Linked DNA regions of Homo sapiens: region 1 is linked to region 2. Evidence: read pairs that join two places in POLR2A ChIA-PET (ENCODE). Cell type or tissue: Panc1. All regions are shown on one strand. Each heading gives the region's core, and the rest is flanking DNA. Links, peaks and the distances in the headings are about the cores only.

Region 1 (8,327 bases), core at 8-8,007, 110 kb before region 2:
ATGAAAGTATTCTGGAATTGATGTGATGGTTGCACGACTCTGTAAATGTGCTAAAAATCATTGAATTATATACATAAATATTGGTGAATTTTCTAGTATGTAAATTAAACACCAATAAATCTCTTTTTAAAAATTCTCCCAACAACTTTTTTTTTTTTTTTTTTGGAGACAGGGTCTTGCTCTGTTGCCCAGGCTGGAGTGCAGTGGCCTGATCATGGCTCACTGCAGCCTCAACCTTCATGCTTAGGCAATCCTCCTGCCTCAGCCTCCCGAGTAGCTGGAACCACAGGTACATGCCACCACAGCTGGCAAATTTTTTTTTTTTTTTTTGAGATGAAGTCTCACTCTGTCGCCCAGGCTGGAGTGCAGTGGTGCAATCTCGGCTCACTGCAAGCTCCGCCTCCTGGGTTCACACCATTCTCCTGCCTCAGCCTCCTGAATAGCTGGGATTACAGGCGCCCACCACCATACCCAGCTAATTTTTTTGTATTTTTAGTAGAGACGGGGTTTCACCATGTTAGCTAGGATGGTCTCGATTTCCTGACCTCGTGATCTGCCTGCCTGGTCCTCCCAAAGTGCTGTGATTATAGGATTATAGACCACTGCGCCCGGCCCAATTTTTTTGTACTTATTTGTAGAGACAGGGTCTCTCTATGCTGCCCAGGCTTCCAAACAACTTTTGTGACAGATACTATTATCATCCCATTTCACAGTTGCGGAAGCATCAGAAAGGTGAAGCCACCCGCCTAAGACCGAAGAGCTAGAAGCAAAAGAGCCAAATTTCAAAACTGCAAAGTGTTCCTGACCTCTGGGCTGTCCTGCTTCCTGGAAATTGCTTGGGCAGTGCGCTCCATCTTCCTGGGGCATTTAACCCACAAGTTTGCTAGCAGCCATGTTTTCAAGCTGCAACAACTACTTCTTGGATGGTGAGAATTGGGAGAGATGGCAGAAGGCCTGGGGAAGAGTGGGGATGCTGGGAAAGCCTCCTGGTGAGAAAGCTCAGGCCACAGCTGGGCCAGGGACATCCACAGCAGTCTCCAGGCTCTGACACCCCCTCCCCAACCCTGACTCCCTCCCAGGGGAGAGAATAACTTGGCTCCAAAGCTGAGGCCAGAATATAAGCCAGAGACCTGCTGACCTGACCCCCCCACCCTGGAATCTACTGAATCTGGGGCCAGGAGCAAGGAAGGGCTGACCCCAAACTGAACAAATCAAAAAGCCAAGTTCCCCTCTGAGCCCTGCAATTTTTTTTTCTTTTGGACCAAATAAGGAAGGAGCACCTGTTACTTTATAATCATACTGTAGGACAGCCTCGAGTTGAAAGCCATGGGATCTGGAGTCTTGAAAACGCGGTTCAAGCTCCTATCTTTTCTATTTCCAAACTCAGTGTCCTAGAGCAACTCACTCACTTTCCCCAAGCTTCAGTTTTTCTATCTATGAAATAGACAATGATACTCCTGTTAAGAGGGCGCTTGTAAGGATTTGGGGGACCAGAGGTTAAATTCGCTTCATTTTAGTTCACCTACGTTACTTATGTTTTGTTACATGTCTTAAGTTATGGTTTTAATAATCCCCCCACTCAAAAATAAACAAGATTAAAAGAATAATGAAAATAGTTAATAATAAGTGTCAACATTTATGGGCACTGATTTTGTGCTGTTTCAAGTGCTTTATACACATTAACTCATTTATCTTCATAAAAAGCCTATGAAGCCATTATACAGATGAGGAAACAGGCTCAGAGAGGCTAAGCATGTTGTTCAAGGTCACACAGCATGGAAGAGGCAAGCCGACTGACTCCAGAGCCTTAGCTTTGTGCCAGTCAGAATGGAAAAGAACTCCAAAAGACACCAACCTGGTTTATTCAAGTGCTGGCATGTAAGGATAAGGAAAAGCAGCCATCAGTTTGAATGACAGGCGATGGGTCCGGAGTAATTAGCCAAATGTATGAAGATTTCACCATTTCTAAACCATCCTGTTATATGACCACACATACCATCTTCATGGAAGTGCAGTAGCATCACCATGACAACTACTTTTGTGTTTTTACCTCTAATGTAATCGATTGTATTTTAAAATATTTTTAAATGAATAAAAGCTTTTGAATTTAATGTTTTAAGTAGGTAATACTTTCACCTGGTTAAAAACTCAAAAAGCTCGAGAGGCATAAAGTGAAAGGCCTCCTTCTCACCCCGGCCCCTGCCATCCTCTTCTCACAGTCAGCCAATGTTGCTAGTTTTGTGGGGAGGGGAAGAACTGATACTTTTTGAAAGTAGAAAGAGTGTGCTTGATTTGTTCTGAGGTCACAAGCCATAAAGCCCACCTTACTCTGGTTGATTTCTTCAGGTCGGCCTCAGCCTGATTTCCTGTACCCTTTGAGGCACTGCTGCTTCCTGCAGGTGATGGTTAGTCCCTTAGGGAGATGGTCAGTCCCTTCTCCCTCTGAACTTTCCCCTGAGGCACCCCCTTCAGTACCCGCTATGCTCCTGACCACATTCTCTCTGGCCTCTAGGCCTGACTGGTTCTCCATCCCCCAGAACCTGCAGAGCCTGTAAATGCCAGAGAAATCTCATCATCTCACACAGCTGATGTGGTAGAGGTGGACCCAGAGGTCACACCTGGGTGGCTTCAGGCTATATCTAGCCTATGAGATTTTTTGTTCTTTTTTGGTCTGCACAGTGATGTCAGAATTGGAAATCTTCACCTGAAAGTCCAATTTTCTGATTTCACTTGAAATATTGGCAGACTCAGCCACACTGAACCCATACTGATGCATGATGATGACAGCTGGAGCTGAGCAGCAGTTGCTCCCTTGAGAAGGAGCACAAGCTCTCTGGGTTGTATGGTCCCCGCCACTCTGGGTTGGTTAACATGGTAGGCAGGATCATAGTCACCTCCAAAGATGTCTGTGTCCTAATCCCTATAATTTGTGAATGTACTGTTACACGGCAAGTGGGAATTAAGTTTGCAGATGGAATGAAGGTTGCTATGCAGGATTATCTAGGTGGGTCCAATGGAATCAGAAGGGTCCTTAAAAGTGGGAGAGGGCAGCAGAAAAGAGTCAGAGAAAGAGAGGCAACCACGAAAACAGGGTCAGAGAGATGCCATGTTGCTGGCTTTGAAAATGAAGGAAGGGGTCACAACCCAAGGAATGTTGGCAGCCTCCAGAAGCTGGAAAAGGCAAGGAAATCAATTATCTTCCAGATTCTCCGAAAGGGAAGTCCCTGCAAACACCCTGATTTTAGCCCAGTGAGATCAGGTTGGTTTGAGAGCATAAACTTAAGTTGTTTTAAGTGACTAAGTTTGTAGTCATTTTGTTATAGCAGCAATAGAGAAGTAATACAGTTAATATGGGCCCTTGTAGGTCTCCAGGGATGGGGGAGTGGGGCACAGCTGTGAGAGCTGTTGTAAGTGTGCAAGACTCATAGCTTAAAGAGCTCGGTAAATGGCCATGAATGTTCTAATGAATAGGCGTAGCAGGCGGGTTCTGGGCAGAGTAGAGATATGGGTGACCCTTGCTTTGGTTTTTTCTCCCTCCACTCTTGTGACACCCTCTGCCCAGTTTCCTTCACAGCCCTGGGGCTTGCTGAGAGAGCCGGGCTGATATGTCAGGCCTTCAGCATTGAGTAGGGCAATCACTTAGCAAGTTGGCAGGTCTCAGCAGCTGGTGGAGGAATCTGGGCTCTGACTGAGGACAGGATTAGAGGTCAAAGTGGGAAAGTAGGGAATAGGCCCCAGACTGAGTAAAAAGACCAGGAGAGCTGAAGGTGGGGGAGGGTCAGGAGCAGGTTCTGAAAGGGGGTGCAAAGCTAGGCAGGGCCCAGACTTGAGGCCTGTTCTAGGTGGTGCTGGCTGGTAGGGGAATGACTGATGGTCTAGGATTGCTGAGGACAACTGTGCACCTGCCAGCACTGTCCTAAGCCTGCCTCTGAACACTAAGCTGTCAGCCTCTGTTTACCTTCCACTCTCAGTATAACCTGCATTCGGCCTATTTGTTGGGAGGCAACTGAAAAACTAATTTATCCTGAATTATTCTTAGTGACTGATAGTGGCTTACTGTGTCAGATACTTGCCAAGGAGATTCATGTTGAAGTGCATATCATTTTAACCTAAAAAGATGAAGTGCATTTAAGGTAGCAGTGTCTGAGAAGGAAAACCTCATGGCTACTGGTGGTGGGGGGTGGCAGGGAACATAGGATGTCACACGGTGGACAGCCTTACCTGCTCACAGGGCTGTACACCCCCAGGAGGTCTCTCATATTCCAGCCCCCATGTCCTTAAGTCTCTTTAGATTTTTTTCACCTGGGCTTTCATTACAATTCTTTTACTTTCCGTGTTTCCTGGGTAAGCTTGTTTATATATTTTTAGCAAACATTCATGTAACACTATGTGCCAGGCACCATTCTAAGTGCTTTACAAATGTTTATTTAGGTAACAGAGGTACTGTTGCCTCCATTTTACAGATAAGGAAACTGAGACACAGAGAGGCTAATTTGCCCAAGACCACGTGGCTAGCGAGTGGCTACACTTTCTGAGCCTCGGCTTTCTTGGCTGTTAAATTGATATGTATATACAAGCGCCCTCTGCATAGCAGGGCTTCTCAGACCCAACACTATTGACATTTTGGGCTGGATAATTCTTTGTTGTGAGGCTGTCCTGTGCATTGCAGGATGTTTAGCGGTATCCCTGGCCTCTACCACATAGGGTATTCACTGCCAAGAGATGCCAGTAGCAACTCCCACTCAAGCTGTGACAAACCTAAAATGTCCCCTGATCTTGCCAAATGTCCTCTGGGGGCAAAATCAACCCTAGTTTAGAACCACTGCCTAATAGGATCCTGGGGAGGATTAAATGAGCTATTTCATATAAAATACCTTCCGGCAATCCCTTCCCCATTCCTTCCATAACTCTATGGTGAGTTCTAACTCCTCAGAACCCTCTTGTTCTTTCTGTTCCTCTACTGTTTGGAAAATGTGCCCACCTATGGAGACTGGGTGCTTGAGAGCTTCTTGCAAATCCAAAGCTGTTCCAGGAGCTAGACCTGATTCCAGTCCTGTCATTTCCACAGACATGCTGTGGGACCTTGGCTGAAGTCCTTCCCCTCCTTGAGCCTCGGTTTCCCCATGTGTACGAGGGGGCTGACCCAGAAGCTTTCCGAAAGGTCTTCTCACTGCAGGAATCAGTGACTGGGTGATTCATACCAAGTGCAAATTCCCCTCACAAAGTCCAAATTCTTCCAGCGACTTAGTCATTCCAGGGTTTGAACTTTCTCGCAAAAACCATTTGAAAAATTCTTCCAGCTTAAAAAAAAAAAAAAAAAGCTATTAAAAGAAAGTAAAAGTTTCAAAACCAAATCCTAGGCAAACAACCCTGAAAACAATACACACACATACATATACATACAGCACCCAAGGTAGCTCTGAGAACAGGATATGAAACCTTGCAGGCCGGCACTAAGAAATGATTCACAGGCCTTTGAGATGCTTCTATTTCAAGACACAGTCCACCCACTGGATCTGGTGGCTCCAAAAACAAACTTTCAGCTGCTGTTTCTTATCGCAGTGTGGTTCGCCTGGCCAGTATCCTTGGGTCTCAAGAGCTCCAGACAGAAGACAAGGTTGAGTCCTGTGAATTCCCTTTCTGTTCTATTTCAAGCCTCAAGCTGCTGGCTTGTTTAAAGAAAGTCTTTTGCATCCACCTTTTGGTTGGCTGACCCGAGTTTAAAGCAACATAGCCTAATGGGTTCGTAGCACAGCCTGCGAATTCATAATTTTAGTTTAGCAAGGCCTCTGTGTGGCTCCAGCAAGTCCTACTGGATCCTGGGCTGGTCATTCTAGAAGCTGTCTCCAGCTAAACAATCCTGCCTGGCTTTCCTTATACATATCAATATTATACTTGCCCTAGGCCAGGATTAAGAATTTTAGCACAAATTCAAAATTTCATGCTTTTATGTAAAATAGAAATATAAAAGTAATTCATTCGATGAAATGCTTACTGAGTGCTCACTATATGCCAAGCACCAGCAATGTACTGGCGATAAAATACAGCCCCTGCCTTCAGGAGCCACATTGAACAGGAAAAGCAGACAATCTAAATATACATAGTAGAAACACATGGAACTATTCCCTATGGGAAATGCCCTGCATAAAAAGTGATACCAAAGTTGGAGCAAAATTGAAAGAAATGCAAATGCTTGTGATACGGTTAAGTACATTTTCATCTGTACTTACCCTTGATTTTGTTTTAGATTTAGAAAATCTTGAACTTTCACTGTTGCTTCATTTGCCCTCCAAAAATCCAGAATCTTACAGAAAGGGTCAGTGTCTGGATCAAACATGTTTCTTATCTAATTTCCTTGCCCCAGTTTTTGTTTATGCCATCATTGCTGCATGGAGTCCTCCCTCCTCTCCTTGTGTATCCTCCAAGTTCTGATGCAAAGCCCACTTCCTCCAGGAAGCATTCGCAGACCCATCTGGCCACATCCTCGCTGTTCTCTAAACACACATATCTCATGCTCTTGACTTGGCCTTTAGCCTGTCCTGCCTTATGATCTCTCTTGTACTTCTGTCCTGAAGTTTTATCTAACTTATGAATTGGGGGAAAGAGGACAGGCACTGACATTTATTAAGTGTTTTATTGGTGACGGGCATTTTGCTAGCTCTTTACTGTATATAATGTGCCTGGTATGTAGAAGATGTTCAATAAATATTTGTTCAACGAATGCTTCAGTGATTTGGCTTAAACCTAACAATAACCCTATGAGACCAATTCTATTAGTATTCCCATTTTACAGATAAGAGAACTGAGGCACAGACAGGTAAAGTCTGCATTTGAGGGCTTTCTGTCTTAAAAGTTGAAGTTCAGACTTTCTCTTCTTCTCTGTTGCTTTTTTCTGCAAATAGATTTCCCTGAAGTGTCTTGATTAATTAATAGGACATATACTGTGCTCCCTGCTTTATCCCATCTCAGGCAATATTACCTGTTCTCTCCGTTGTGAGCCCATATTTGTATTTCTACAGTTAGTTTAGAAACCACTCTGCATCAGGCGTGGTGACTCACGCCTATAGTCCCAACACTTTGGGGAGGCTGAGGCGGGTAGATTGCTTGAACTCAGGAGTTCGACATCAGCCTGAGCAACATGGCAAAACCCCATCTCTACAAAAAAATGAAAAATTAGCCAGGCCTGGTAGTGCACATCTGTGGTCTCAGCTACTGGGGAGGCTGAGGTGGGAGGATCATTTGAGCCCAAAAGGTGGAGGCTGCATTGAGCGAAGATTGTGCCACTGTACTCCAGCCTGGGTGACAGAGTGAGACCCCATCTCAAATAAAAAAAATCATCACCCCACCATTACCTGTGCCTTGTCTACCTTTCCCACTAGACCATAGGCAGCACTAATGTAGTATGACTGCTGTGCCCCTGGCTGGCACACTGCTCATGCTCAGTGAAGATTTGCTGAGCCAGGGTGGTAGTGGTGGTGGTGGTGGTGATAACAATAGGTTGAGTAGTGATGTTCCCCAAAAGATATGTGTTAATTTTTTTTTTTTTTTTTTTTTTTTTTTTTAGATAGAGTCTTGCTCTGTTGCCCAGGCTGGAGTGCAGTGGTGCGATCTCGGCTCACTGCAAGCTCTGACTCCCGAGTTCACACCATACTCCTGCCTCAGCCTCCTGAGTAGCTGGGACTACAGGCGCCGGCCACCATGCCTGGCTAAGTTTTTGTATTTTTAGTAGAGACGGGGTTTCACCGTGTTAGCCAGGATGGTCTAGATCTCCTGACCATGTGATCCACCTGCCTCGGCTTCCCAAAGTGTTGGGATTACAGGCGTGAGCCACTGTGCCCGGCCAGATATGTGTTAAATTTTAATACCCAGTACCTGTGAATGGGACCTTATTTGGAAATAGGGTATCTAAAGATAGAATTAAGGATCTTGAAATGATATCCTGTATTTTTGGTGGGACCTAAATCCAAGGACTGATGTGCTTATAAGAGAAAGGAGACCAGGCACGGTGGCTCACATCTGTAATCACAGCACTTTGGGAGGCCGAGATGGGCGGATCATGAGGTCAGGAGTTTGAGACCAGCCTGGCTAACATAGTGAAACCCCATCTCTACTAAAAATACAAAAATTAGCCGGACGTGGTGGTGCAAGCCTGTAATCCCAGCTACTCAGGAGGCTGAGGCAGGAGAATTGCTTGAAATCAGGAGGTGGAGGTTGCAGTGAGCCGAGATGGTGCCACTGCACTCCAGCCTGGGTGACAGAGCGAGATTCCATCTCAAAAAGAAAAAAAAAAGAGAGAGAAAGGAAAGTAAGATTTAAGACACAGAGAC
Region 2 (8,327 bases), core at 172-8,171:
AGCTGGGCGTGGTGGCAGGTGCCTGTAATCCCAGCTACACAGGAGGCTGAGGCAGGAGAATTTCTTGAACCCCGGAGATGGAGGTTGCAGTGACTTGAGATCATGCCACTGCACTCCAGCCTGGATGACAGAGCAAGACTCTGTCTCAACAAAAAAGAAGAGTAGATCCATCAGCATTGCACTGATGGATCCATCCAACATGTGCCGCTTAATGGTATACTGAAGGTGAAACAAGCAAGATCTATCACGATGAACAGAAAATTTAAGGAAACTGAATATTCAACAGGCTGATTGCAGATTTTTTGGGGTGTGGGGACAGGTCTCACTCTATTACCCAGGCTGGAGTGCAGTGACATAAATATGGCTCACTGCAGACTCAGCCTCCTAGGCTCAAGCAGTCCTCCCACCTCAGCCTCCCAAGTAGCTGGGAACACACACACATACACCATCATGCCAGGCTAATAAATTTTTTGCAGAGACAGGGTCTTGCCATGTTGCCCAGGCTGGTCGTAAACTCCTAGGCTCAAGAAACCCTCCCACTTTGGCCTCCCAAACTGTTGGGATTACAGGTATGAGCCACTGCACCTGGCTGGTTGCAGAAATTTAAGACGAGACATGATGTTACATTTTTAAAGATTTGTAGGCCAGGTGCAGTGGCTCATGCCTGTAATCCCAGCACTTTGGGAGACTGAGGCGGGTGGATCACTTGAGGTCAGGAGTTTGAGACCAGCCTGGCCAACATGGTGAAACCCTGTCTCTACTAAAAAAAAACACAAAAATTAGCCGGGCATGGTGGTGGACGCCTGTAATCCCAGCTACTCCGGAGGCGGAGGCAGGAGAATTGCTTGAACCCAGGAGGTGGAGGTTGCAGTGAGCCGAGATGGAGCCACTGCACTCCAGCCTGGGCAACAGAGTGAGATTCTGTCTCAAAAAAAAAAAAAAGAAAAGAAAAAAAAAAGAGAAAATGCATGATGAGCTTATTGAGGGGCAAGAGCAGAATGCATTCATAACAAAATCATGTCTAAGACAAAAACCATTGGTAATGAAGCAGATGAAGCCTGGTGTGGCAGTTCATGCCTGTAATCCCAGCACTTTGGAAGGCAAAGGTGGGAGGATCGCTTGAGTCCAGGAGTTGGAGACCAGCCTGGGCAACATGGCAAGACCCCATCTCTACAAAAAATTTAAAAAATTAGCTGGGCATGGTAGTGTGCACCTGTGGTCCCAGCTACGTGGGAGGCTGAGGTGGGAGGATCATGTGAGCCCGGGAAGTCATGGCTGCAGTGAGCCAAGATCACACCACTGCACTCCAGCCTGGGCAACAGAGCAAGACCCTGCCACAAAACAAAACAAAAAACAAAAAACAAACAAAAAAAAATAGAAAAAAAAAAAAAAAGGCAGATGACTCTGGAGGAAACATTTTAAAAAGCCATCCAGGAGAATGCCTCCTTGTCCCTAGGGGACCCACTTCCTGCTCCCTCAACTGCTTCTGATGTTTCTTCTCACCTTAAAAAAAATACAGTGTAGTCCCCTCTCTCCTCTCCCTTCTCCCCTCTCCCCTCTCCCTCTCGGTCTCCCTCTCCCTCTCTTTCCACGGTCTCCCTCTGATGCCGAGCCGAGGCTGGACTGTACTGCTGCCATCTCGGCTCACTGCAGCCTCCCTGCCTGATTCTCCTGCCTCGGCCTGCCGAGTGCCTGCGGTTGCGGGCGCGCGCCGCCACGCCTGACTGGTTTTCATGCTTTTTTGGTGGAGACGGGGTTTCGCTGTGTTGGCCGGGCTGGTCTCCAGCTCCTGGCCGCGAGTGATCCGCCGGCCTCGGCCTCCCGGGGTGCCGGGATTGCAGACGGAGTCTGGTTCACTCGGTGCTCGGTGGTGCCCAGGCTGGAGTGCAGTGGCGTGATCTCGGCTCGCTACAGCCTCCATCTCCCAGCCGCCTGCCTTGGCCTCCCAGAGTGCCGAGATTGCAGCCTCTGCCCGGCCGCCACCCCGTCTGGGAGGTGGGGAGTGTCTCTGCCTGGCCGCCCATCGTCTGGGACGTGGGGAGCCCCTCTGCCTGGCTGCCCAGTCTGGAGAGTGAGGAGCGTCTCTGCCCGGCCGCCATCCCATCTGGGAAGTGAGGAGCGCCTCTTCCCGGCCGCCATCCCACCTGGGAGGTGAGGAGCGTCTCTGCCCGGCCGCCCATCGTCTGAGATGTGGGGAGCGCCTCTGCCCCGCCGCCCCGTCTGGGATGTGAGGAGCGCCTCTGCCCGGCCGCGACCCCGTCTGGGAGGTGAGGAGCGTCTCTGCCCAGCCGCCCCGTCTGAGAAGTGAGGAGACCCTCCGCCCAGCATCCGCCCCGTCTGCGAAGTGAGGAGCCCCTCCGCCCGGCAGCCGCCCCGTCTGAGAAGTGAGGAGCCCCTCTGCCCGGCAGCCACCCCGTCTGGGAAGTGAGGAGCGTCTCCGCCCGGCAGCCGCCCCGTCCGGGAGGGAGGTGGGGGGGTCAGCCCCCCGCCCAGCCAGCCGCCCCGTCCGGGAGGGAGGTGGGGGGGTCAGCCCCCCGTCCGGGAGGTGAGGGGCGCCTCTGCCCGGCCGCCCCTACTGGGAAGTGAGGAGCCCCTCTGCCCGGCCACCACCCCGTCTGGGAGGTGTACCCAACAGCTCATTGAGAACGGGCCGGGATGACAATGGCGGTTTTGTGGAATAGAAAGGGGGGAAAGGTGGGGAGAAGATTGAGAAATCGGATGGTTGCCGTGTCTGCGTAGAAAGACGTAGACATGGGAGACTTTTCATTTTGTTCTGTACTAAGATAAATTCTTCTGCCTTGGGATCCTGTTGATCGGTGACCTTACCCCCAACCCTGTGCTCTCTGAAACATGTGCTGTGTCCACTCAGGGTTAAATGGATTAAGGGCGGTGCAAGACGTGCTTTGCTAAACAGATGCTTGAAGGCAGCATGCTCGTTAAGAATCATCACCACTCCCTAATCTCAAGTACCCAGGGACACAAACACTGCGGAAGGCCGCAGGGTCCTCTGCCTAGGAAAACCAGAGACCTTTGTTCACTTGTTTATCTGCCGACCTTCCCTCCACTATTGTCCTATGACCCTGCCAAATCCCCCTCTGCGAGAAACATCCAAGAATGATCAATAAAAATTAAAAAAAAAAATACATTGTACAGTAATCTTTTAATCAAAACACTGCATCATAGGTGGAGACTGAAAGCCTGCCACTTGTGGTCGCTGTTTTTTGTTTGTTCGTTTGTTTGTTTTGAGACAGGGTCTTGCTCTATCACCCAGGCTGGAGTGCAGTGGTGTGATCTTGGCTCACTGCAAGCTTCTTCTCCTCGGTTCAAGCGATTCTCCTGCCTCAGCCTTCCGAGTAGCTCGGATTACAGGCATGCACCACCAGGCCCGGTTAATTTTTGTATTTTTAGTAGAGACGGGGTTTCACCCCGTTGGCCAGGCTGGTCTCGAACTCCTGACCTTAAGTGATCCACCCGCCTTAGCCTCCCAAAGCGCTGGGATTACAAGTGTGAGCCACAGCACCTGGCCTGGTTGGCGGGGCCGGGGTCGGGTGTGGTGGTGGGGGGAGGGGGGGTGGGTCGCTGTTGTTTCACAGCTGATCCAGGTTTTCTGGTGATGCTCCTCTGCTGCTTAGTTGCCCTGAACACATTACTTTTTCACTGTATTAATGACATAGCATATATTTTGCTGTTAAGAACTTATTTTTTATTTTTGAGACGGAGTCTCGCTCTGTCACCCAGGCTGGAGTGCAGTGGCGCGACCTCGGCTCACTGAAAGCTCCGCCTCCCAGGTTCACGCCATTCTCCTGCCTCAGCCTCCAGAGTAGCTGGGACTACAGGCGCCCGCCACCACGCCCGGCTAATTTTTTTTTTTTTTTTTTTTTGTATTTTTAGTAGAGACGGAGTTTCACCGTGTTAGCCAGGATGGTCTCGATTTCCTGACCTCGCGATCCGCCCGTCTCGGTCTCCCAAAGTGCTGGGATTACAGGCGTGAGCCACCGCGCCCGGCCGCTGTTAAGTACTTATATGTGAATAAGCGTAAGAAAGTATTGCTTATCAATAGCATATACATTTACAGTCTGGAAAAATGGTTAGGCCAACCAACCAGAGATTGTCCACAAGGGTGGCTGAGATAGTGACACCTTTGCTTTCTGATGGTTCAATGTACACAAACTTTGTTTCATGCACAAACTTACTTAAAATATTGTATAAAATTACCTTCAGACTATGTGTATAAGGTGTATATGGAACATAAATTAATTTCATATTCAGACTTGGGTTCCATCCCCAAGATATCTCATTATGTTTATGCGAATATTCCATAATCCGGAAAAATCCCAAATCTAAAAACCGTCTGGTCCCAGGCTTTTCAGGTTAGGAATACGCACCCTGTAGTAACTTGCCCAAGGTCACATAGCTACTAGCTGGTCGAGACAGGACCACATCTGCCTGTCTTCAAGCTCGGGACTCTTAAACCACCACTCCTTTCCGTTTGTATAAATTCTATTTGTGCCCGGAGTGGTGGCTCACGCCTGTAATCCCAGCACTTTGGGAGGCCAAGGCGGGTGGATCATTTGAGGTCAGGAGTTCCATACCAGCCCGACCAACATGGTGAAACCCCATCTCTACTAAAAATACAAACAAATTAGACCGGTATGGTGGTGCGTGCCTGTAATCCCAGCTACTTGGGAGGCTGAGGCAGGAGAATCGCTTGAACCCGGGAGGCGGAGGTTGCAGTGAGCCGATATCGCGCCACTGCACTTCAACCTGGGTGACACAGCGAGGCTCCGTCTCAAAAAATAAATAAATAAATAAATTATATTTGTTTACGTTGTTACAGAATAAATTTGCGTCATAATTTGCATGATTGATTTAATGTAGTTTTGGCGTTCTCATCACACAAGGACCACCAGCTCGTGACACTGGGAGGAGAGAACGTCCTCAAGGTCCGGAAACTCAAGGACGTGCTGATTCGGGAGCTTTCAAAAACTATTTTTGGAAAACCCAGATCCCGGTCTTCAGCCAGCGTCGCCTGCAGTGGCTAGCACTACCCACAAGGGAGAAGCCGACGCTGCAGGGCTTTGCCAAATGCGCCTCTCTTCCTCGTCTTCATCTCTGTGGTTAGCCTGGGAAAAGAGCCCGCCTCCTGGCCCATAAGGCCCTCGGCCGGAAGCTCCGCTTTCTCTTCCTGCTCTCCATCATGGCGGTGAGTAGCTGGGACCTGGATTTGCTTTCCTTTATCCGTCGCCATCCATGGCAGGCCGAGCCTGCGGGGGCTACTTCGCCCGCAGCCCGAGGAATATGGAGCCCGCAATGCCTGCTGGCCCAAAACTAGCAGAGCCGTTCGAGCCAAGGACGCAGGGTTGAATTCTGTCACTTTCCCTGCCATCGTTTTAGGAGCGGCTCCGGGCACTTGCCCGGAGTGCTCAGAAGCACGGTCAGGAGGCTGCAGCGGGGGCAGATGGGGTGAATGGAGGGTTCTGAGGCAGGGGGGTCCGGGCCTTTTCCTGGTCCCGGGGACTTGAGACTTGCTCGGTGCTAGGAAACCTTAGTCGGTTGCTCCGCTTAGGGAAGGTGCCAGCCTTTAGACAGCTTCCGAATAGGATGCTGGACGTCGCATAACCACGTGTTTCCTGTTAACTGAGCAATTAAGTTCTGTTTCTTCGCTCACTCCCCTTAGTTGGCCTTACAATGGGGGCGCTCTTTGTTACCCTGAGCCTCTTAGGGTTCGATCTCAGTGTCCGTATCTTTTAACACTCAATAACTGTCCTGAGTTTTCTCTTCACCCGTTCCGTTCGTGGAGGAAGGATAGGTTCCGAGCTGTCTTCTTCCCTTGATGTCCCCTAAACATTATACCTTTTAAACATTCAGGGTCTTCGTTACGATTTGGGATGAGCAGAAATAAAAATGCTGTGCAGATAGAAAGTAGTAAAACTCAGGGCCCTCAGCTGTGAGTGTATTGACTGCTGCTCTTCCCTGTTGCAGCAGGATCAAGGTGAAAAGGAGAACCCCATGCGGGAACTTCGCATCCGCAAACTCTGTCTCAACATCTGTGTTGGGGAGAGTGGAGACAGACTGACGCGAGCAGCCAAGGTGTTGGAGCAGCTCACAGGGCAGACCCCTGTGTTTTCCAAAGGTGAGTAGTCACAAGGACATACAGGGTTTGCCTGCTTGGGTCGCTTGGTTGTTTCTTGATTTACCTGCTGTCGAGTCTGTTTAGAAAGTGACAGTCGGCATCACTTAAAGCATTAAATTCATGAGCCGGCCAAGAGGTGTCTTTTTTTTTTTTTTTTATTCAAGATGGCGTGTGGGATTGGAACACTAGATTTTATTTGAGCAGATCTTAAGCTAAGACTAGCCCAAGTAAAGATTTTCCTAAGTAACTAGGATATGAGATAGAGTGGAAATGTCAGGAACGAAGTAAAGATCATTAGATCTGATTAGCAGTTAGGGTTATATAGGCTGCATTAAGAACAGGGCTGTACGGGAGCATGAGGCTTCAGTGGCCTATATTAGTGCCACTGCACTCCAGCCTGGTTGACCCTATCTCAAAAGTTGTATACAGATTGCCTGGGTTTGAGTGATGGCTTCACCATTTGCTGGTCTGACTCTGGGCTCTCTGGACCTCTGCTTTTTTCTTTGCATAAAGAGGGTAATACTTTATAATTGTGGAAGATAAAATGAGTTGTACATGTGTAGTTGCTTTAGGACAGTGAAATATGGCAAGTCTTTGGATTCCACTCCTGCTTTTTGTTACCAGCTGTGATGTTTGGCAAGTTAATAAACCTCTCAAAACCTCACCTGTAAAATATGGATAACAGTACAATAAGGTTTCAGCAAATAGTAGATGTTGTCAATAATGCTTTGTTTTCTTTGGAACATGATAATCTTACTAGTGGCTTCTTCGGCCTATTCTGGTTGTGACCTTGCCCTTCCTGGAACTTCGGCGTTATGACTGTTCTTAACTGCTGAAGGATGGCTGGATGTCTGGAAATGGGAAAATCTGTGCTGTGGATGAAATCTTATTAATAGATGTGGGAGACACTAATTAGAACACCACAACTTAAAAGAGTGTGGATGAATGCTTAATGTCTCTTTAAGTCATGGAGATGGTGTTCTGGGAAAGAGGTGAGTGTAGTGGGGGTATGATGGCATCTGACTCCTTGTTACCCACTTCCTGCAGCTAGATACACTGTCAGATCCTTTGGCATCCGGAGAAATGAAAAGATTGCTGTCCACTGCACAGTTCGAGGGGCCAAGGCAGAAGAAATCTTGGAGAAGGGTCTAAAGGTGAGCCTAATCCCCTAATGGAGTGATATTGATCAGCACTCCTTTAGTAACACATGTAGATAAGTTACATTTAATGTTCTGTTCTTTGGTGTCTTGATATTTATTTACTTAAGCTTCTAAAAGGCTTTTTCTACAATCAGCAGGGTTAAACTGTTCTTGGTGGTTTAAAAGATGCTTGAGGCTGGGCACGGTGGCTCAACGCCTGTAATCCCAACACTTTGGGAGGCCAAGGCGGTTGGATCATTTGTGGCCAGGAGTTCGAGACCATCCTGGCCAACATGGTGAAACACCATCTCTACTAAAAAAAGATAAAAATTAGCCGGGCTTGGTGGCGGGCTCCTGTAGTCCCAGCTACTCGGGAAGCTGAGGCACGACAATTGCTAGAACCTGGGAGGTAGAGGTTGCAGTGAGCTGATATTGTGCCACTGCACTCCAGCTTAGGCCACAGAGTGAGACTCTTGTCTCAAAAAAAAAAAAGAAAAAGGATGCTTGGGAGTCATTTCATGCCTCTGCTTTCTCTGGGTTTTTCTCTGCTCTTTGGAAGCTGGGAGAGGTCATACTGGGTAGTTGGGGTGTGAATCTATAGTCGAGGTATAGTGAGGAAGTCAGGTTGTGTTCTCAGCCAAGTTTCATTGACTTCTGTTTGCTCTGGGGTGCATGTTGCAGGCTGAGCTATTAATAGTTACTTGGGGGTGGGAGGGAGTTGAAGATGACAAGGAATGTTATTGCTGCATTTTTCTCCACAGGTGCGGGAGTATGAGTTAAGAAAAAACAACTTCTCAGATACTGGAAACTTTGGTTTTGGGATCCAGGAACACATCGATCTGGGTATCAAATATGACCCAAGCATTGGTATCTACGGCCTGGACTTCTATGTGGTATGAATATTTAATCTTTTCCCGCTCCTGGTCTGTGAGGAGAGGGGAATCTTTATTTCATATGTGGTATGTTGGTGTTCACATGTTGAGTTGCAGCTTTGAATATTGTCTGCCTTTGTGTTCTCCTCCCCCTTGGGGAAATGTGCCTCATTTGTGGCAAAT

The links. Peaks named below come from ENCODE experiments on the same cell type or tissue, not always from the same donor. Only the 100,000 strongest peaks of a DNase experiment are listed, where the experiment ranks them.
Region 1: POLR2A ChIA-PET joins it to region 2 with 13 read pairs; 9 of 35 experiments call an interaction of 5 or more read pairs at or near these places.

Annotation. Positions count from the first base shown.
Region 1 is chr1:23,572,034-23,580,360 of GRCh38, forward strand. It overlaps LOC124903876 (a long non-coding RNA gene), which reads left to right. Exons shown (of 3, transcript XR_007065537.1): 3 at 714-1,667. LOC107984928 (a long non-coding RNA gene) reads right to left here and starts at 5,674. Exons shown (of 2, transcript XR_007065540.1): 1 at 5,394-5,674; 2 at 4,403-5,300. RefSeq lists an enhancer at 2,724-2,813. In Panc1, for the core only: no CTCF peak of the experiment used is centred there; no DNase peak of the experiment used is centred there; H3K27ac peaks cover 925 bases.
Region 2 is chr1:23,686,627-23,694,953 of GRCh38, forward strand. It overlaps RPL11 (ribosomal protein L11), which reads left to right and starts at 5,180. Exons shown (of 6, transcript NM_000975.5): 1 at 5,180-5,203; 2 at 5,983-6,133; 3 at 7,181-7,287; 4 at 8,034-8,165. The coding sequence starts at 5,198. RefSeq lists an enhancer at 5,142-5,461. In Panc1, for the core only: CTCF peaks have their summits at 5,048 and 5,255; DNase peaks (open chromatin) are centred at 5,095 and 5,464; H3K4me3 peaks cover 3,094 bases; H3K27ac peaks cover 2,558 bases.